2 separate regions of the Mus musculus genome follow, and region 2 is linked to region 1. The links are chromatin contacts, found by Hi-C in ENCODE. All regions are on one chromosome and are shown on one strand. The core of a region is the stretch at or near the end of the contact, and the rest is flanking DNA. Distances in the headings are between cores, read along the strand shown. Region 1 holds the start of Megf9 (multiple EGF-like-domains 9). Region 2 holds the start of Kdm4c (lysine (K)-specific demethylase 4C).

What was found. Hi-C counts contacts between places; a loop is a spot of excess contacts on that map.
Region 2: a loop to region 1 is called in a map of heart, with 8 times the contacts of the local background. The contact joins the promoter of Kdm4c here to the promoter of Megf9 in region 1. A Hi-C loop is called at or near these places in 3 of 37 maps with a recorded cell type or tissue (T-helper 2 cell, heart and regulatory T cell).

What each region holds. Positions count from the first base shown.
Region 1 is chr4:70,533,555-70,536,368 of GRCm38, reverse strand. It overlaps Megf9 (multiple EGF-like-domains 9), which reads left to right and starts at 1,441. Exons shown (of 6, transcript NM_172694.2): 1 at 1,441-2,141. The coding sequence starts at 1,547.
Region 2 is chr4:74,250,470-74,253,283 of GRCm38, reverse strand. Kdm4c (lysine (K)-specific demethylase 4C) reads right to left here and starts at 1,405. Exons shown (of 22, transcript NM_144787.2): 1 at 1,198-1,405.

The DNA of each region.
Region 1 (2,814 bases), core at 192-2,691:
CAACATATCCTCTCCCCACCCACTACTCACTCAGGCAAATAAATGCATGCTTTTGTTAACACACAGGAGTTCACACACAAATCTCATCCTGCCTGTCTGGTTAGAGGAGAATGACTAATGGGAAATCATGCACAAAGGCAAGCATCCTAGGAGAGGCCACGACTGGGTTTACAGTGAGGCTGTTGGGATGGAATTAAGCCATCAGATGACAAACTTGTCCTGCCAGATTGCACCTAAAAGTTGCTCAGCTGAGGCTACCATGTCCCGCAGCGCTGGATCCTGGGTGATGGTGCAAGTTTGCCTGCCTGATTTCCAACTTCCTCCAGAGTTTAATGTCATCCAGGGTCAAGCTCTGTTATCAGCCCAACCCCAATGCAGGCAACAGGCAGGAATCTCTGGGGACTCAGAGGCAATGCGGGCTGCTTTCCAACCTTAGGCTTGTCCTGACATAGTGCAACCCCAAGTGGTTAGCATTAATGACGGTTTACAACCGTGGGCCAAGCATTGGGTTAAACCCTTCAAGTACATGATTTCATTTTCACAACTCTGTGAGGGGGATGGGGTGTGCCCTCTCATCTCACCATTTACGTGGTTAAGAAAACTGCTTGAGCCACAAAACCACTCAGCAAGAGAGACAAGGAGCTGAAATTCAACCTGGTCATATTCTATTCTTTCCGAGGTTCTGAGCATAAACTGTGCATGCCAGTTTGTCTCCTCCACACCCTCTTGTGCTCAGGATGGGGCTCCAGGCCGTCCCATCTGGCTTAGTGCAGGCCCATGCCATCAGCAGGTGCTTAGTGGGGGCACAGAAGTTGGCTTGCTGAAGCCATCAGCAAGAGCTTTAATTTCCCCATCTCTGAAATGGGGTTGACAGTGTTGATACCGCAGGGCCAAGGCCGGCTGTCTTGAGCAACAGAGTGAGAGCCGAGCTCCATCTAATATATTAGCTGCCACCACCCTCGCCCGTCGCGGGGATGTAACCCAGCCCCCGCCCGAGTCCGGGTGCGGTTCCGGCGCCCCCATTGTTCAGAAGGGTGGAGACGCTGTCCACAGGGGACTCCCCGCCCCGGGTCCAGCTCGCAGCCCAGTGGAACAGATGATTTGGCCTGGAATCTGCCGCGCGGGCCGCGTCCTTTGTCTGCTCGGCGGCGTTGGATGCCCAAGGCCCGCGCCCCGCTCTGTGGGTAGACAAAGCCGGAGCCGCAGCGAACCCAGCCGGCTCCAACACCTCTCGCGCCTCCCGACGTCCCGCCCTCTTCCCTTGGAGTCCTCTGATTGGTCTGCGCCGTTACAAAGAGGCCGGGGAGCGGGCGGATCACGTGGGCCAACGCGGCTTCCGATTGGCCAGGCTTCGCTGCCTATCGAGGAGGGCGGGCAGTGCGCGCTCCGCCCAGTCGCTCCCTCCGCGTTGAGGCCCGCCCGCGGGGCCGGCCGCCTGTCAGAGGGAGGTGGCGATGGTGCTCTTGGTGGCGGCAGCGGCGGCAACGCTTTCCTTGGTCGGACGGCAGGGAGGAGAAGATGACTGACCGATCGACTGGATGAATGAATGAATGGCGGAGCCGAGCGCGCCATGAGGAGCCTGCCGAGCCTGGGCGGCCTCGCCCTGTTGTGCTGCGCGGCCGCCGCAGCCGCTTCCACAGCCTCGGCAGGGAATGTCACCGGTGGCGGCGGGGCCGAGGGGCAGGTGGTCCCGTCGCCCAGCCCGGGGCTTCGGGACCAAGCCAGCAGCCCCTTCCCTAAGACCGCGGCTCCCACCGCGCAGGCCCCGCGGACCGGTCCCCCGCGCACCACAGTCCGCAAAACCGGGGCTACAACCCCGTCAGCCGGCTCCCCGGAGATCATTCCTCCTCTTCGCACCAGCGCACAACCCGCTGCCACCCCCTTCCCGGCTCTGGACCTCTCGCCCGCCACCCCTTCGGAGGACGGACACACTCCCACCACGGAATCACCACCCTCCAGACCCGCGCCCACCACCCTTGCGAGCACAGTTGGCCAGCCGCCGACCACCTCTGTAGTCACCACCGCTCAGGCTTCCAGCACTCCAGGGACCCCAACTGCCGAGTCCCCGGACAGAAGCAGCAACAGTAGCGGAGTCCCGCCCACCGCACCTGTCACCGAAGCCCCTACTTCTCCTCCCCCAGGTGAGTCCTCTGGACCTTCCCCCAGGCACTGCCTATTTACACACCGGCCTCGTCACCCTGGCCGCTTCTTGCCCAAGAGCTTCCCAAGGGAAGATCCGAGCTCCAGTTAAAGTAAACCCCCAATCCCTCCAAATCTAGAAAGTCTTTTGTCCCCCAACCTGGTGCCATGCTCCATCCAGAGGGAGCTGCTGCTATATGGAAGGCTTAGGGTCTCTTCCTAAAACAGGGTTTTCTGGCCTTTGTCAGAGTCCCAGAATGGACACAAACTTTTGTATTGGATCCGCCCAGAAGGCCACCCTACCTGGGATATTTGGGGGAAAGTTTGAAAGCTAGGATGGTGCTTTATCAATGCGCAGGTAAAAACCTTTACGGGATTCCCCCAGATGAACAATGTAGTTTGCTTACAAACAGAAACGGCATTGTAGTCCGTGTTTTCTCTGCAAATAAGTAGATTTTATAGGTCATTTGGGACAGGTGTGTATCTAGGTTGAGCAAGTTTATAAATTAGGTTAAATCCCTTCCTTGCACCACTTCATTCTGTCTCAGTTCCAAGGTCAGTAATTGAGCAAATGCCATTTGAGCAGGGATGCCCATCTTTGCCCCTTTTTAAAGTAGGATGTTCATTACTGCTGATGCTGACATGCCAATTTCTGTTTGAACTCACAATAGGAAA
Region 2 (2,814 bases), core at 156-2,655, 3.7 Mb before region 1:
TATTCCAGGCGGTGGGAACGGACCGTAAATTTTAGAGAACAAATAACCAGTAGCAGTGCAGAAATATGACCAGCAGGAATCCCTGCACTGGTGATGCAGAGGCAGGTGGATTTCCTGGAGCACCAGGTTAGCTACCATACAGAGTTCTAAGTTGGGCAGGACTACATATAAGACCCTGACTCAAAAAACAACCAAAAATACCAAAAGTTTTAACCATCACACTTTTAAATTAGAATACTAATAACTTTTCCCATAGAAAGAGTTAGGCTCCACTCCCTTCCGCCCTTTTTAAACGCAAAACTCAAGTGGGTGAAATACAGCAAAGATTGGTGCTAACCTAAGCTTACCGAGCCTATCAAAAGCGTCTCCCGGGTTCCGAATTGCTTCATTTCTAACGTAAGCTTTCTAAGCAGTACTAGGTAAATCACCAAGTGTGAGTGACCGTACTGAGTCCAAGATTTAAAAAAAAAAAAAAAAAAAAAAGTTGGTCAAGTCTTCCAAGTCTTCTCTCAGAGCACCTGACTGACTACGTGCGAGCTTGCGGGCTCAGCCACACCGGCGGCTGCCTTCTGGGTCCCCAAGAAAATCCTCAGAACTGAGTCCAGCTGCTTTCACTGCTGAGCAGAGAACACCAACTTCCAGCCCGAGCTAGACCGCCTGCCTTCTTGGCATTCCCATCGCACAACACGCCCTCTCTCCCTGGCAGTTCACATGCCGCAACGAAGTCGCATCTATTAAGCGCCCACTGTCTACCCCGCATCATGGCTCCCCCCAGGAACCGCACAAAGAAATGGCCTCAAGACGGAGGAAAGAAAAAGGGAAAGATCATCTGCTAGGGCCAAGAACGAACCCGAGTGAGGGTCGGGCTACCTGCTACCTCGCGGATCCGGACATCCCGACCCAAGGGAGGCTCGGAGGACGCACAGGCCCGGCCTTCCTGGAGTCGGCCGCAGAGGGGTCGGTCGGCGCCCCAGACCACACAGGCGTGGCAGTCCGGAGCAACAGCACCTCCGATCGGCTCCCGGGAGGCAGGCGAGCGAGCTCCCGAATCCCGAGGGCCAGAATGGACTGTCAGGGCCGCCTCCTCCCTCCCAGCTGACTGCTTTGCACCGCGGAGCGCCCAGGCCCGTGCTGCCCTGCGAAGACCGGACCGAGGCCGCCACCCTTCCCGCTCCGTCCCGACCAAGAAGAGGTTACCTGCGCCGCTGGCGGAGGTCCAGACGCCACCCGAATGAAAGGGATGAAAAGTGCGGCCTCCCCTGAGGGTTTTGGGAATCTTTGGAAGACTTGTTCCGCACTGGGTGACAGCTGTTCGCTGCGCACGCGCACGGGGCGCCACCACGGAATCCCTCCGCCGCGCTCCCCTCCCTCCCGGCTCGGAGGTGGGCGGGAGGCGGCGCGGGCGCGCAGGCTGTGCGGGCTGCCTCTGCCTGCGTGTGGCGCACGCGCCCCCACGTGACCGCTGGGCCGGGCGCTCTCTGGGTCACGTGGGTCTCTAAACTGCTTAAAGGTGCCCGACTTGAAGCCGAGACTTCCGCCTCTTGCCTAGTCTACGCTTGCCGTGCTGTATTTCCTTTTGCCTTGGGGACAAGCTCGCCTCTTCTTTCTCAAAGGAGGAAAAACACTGACGAAGCAGAAGGAGCAGGTGCGCAACAGATCTTTGTCGGATCACTCACTAGGTTCCCACAGGGGCTGGACCTGAAATAAAATAGTACACGAACACGCCTGCAGGGACTCGGTGCGAGTCTATGGCAACCCTCGGTGCAAGAACGGCTGGCTGATTTTTACCTCGAGTGGAGGTGGTCAGGAAGGCCAGACTCACGATGACATTGTCCTGTGCCGGTACACCAACCAGTGGGCTGCACCTCTGAGCCTACTTCAGTCGGAGATCCCAAGTGAGCAGTGTTCCCAAATTCCTAGCAACCAAGCCTGCCCTTGAGCAAAAAGGTCTAATACTTAAAGACTAGAGAAATCTTGATTAGGGATCCTGAATTGAGTTACCTTCCTACACGTCTGTGTAAATCTGACTTCCAAGACCGCAGAGGAATCACACAGATCTCAAACTCTTACTTCCAGATAGGTGCCTAAACACTAAGCGTTTTGCAAAGGCTAAACAGGTTTTACTGTCCCACAGTTCCTATCTGGGTTTTTTTGTTGCATTTCTTCTAGTTACTGACCAGGCATATACAAAAGTGAGCACACAGGACCATCATTTTACGTGTTGTTAGAAAACAAGGATTTCTAATGAATGTGGTGCATACTTATAACCCAGGACTTGGAACAGAGATCAGAGGACTAGAAATTCAAGATCATTCTCAACACATCATAGACCTGAAGTTAGACTGGGCTACATGATATGCTGTCTCAAAAACTGATCACCTCTTTAAAAAAAAAAAGCTCAACATAACTATTTAAATGTACTTAAATGTGTTTTTTTTAATTTATTTCTTTTTTTTTTTTTTAGGGGGAGCACTGTAAAGACAGATGGGATATGGTTAATTAACTGAAAGATAATGAGATCTAACCACCATATTTCTTTGACTGGAAAAACACCGCTTGGGGGCTAGAGAGATGGCTCAGTGGTAAAGAGCATCGACTGCTCTTCTGAAGGTCCTGAGTTCAAATCCCAGCAACCACATGGTAGCTCACAACCATCCGTAATGAGATCTGACGCCCTCTTCTAGTGCATCTGAAGACAGCTACAGTGTACTTAGATATAATAATAAAAAAATAATAATAATAATAAAACACAGCTTAGGGTTTGGAAAAATACAATTCTAAACTTACTTAACTTATATATAGTCAACTGGTAAT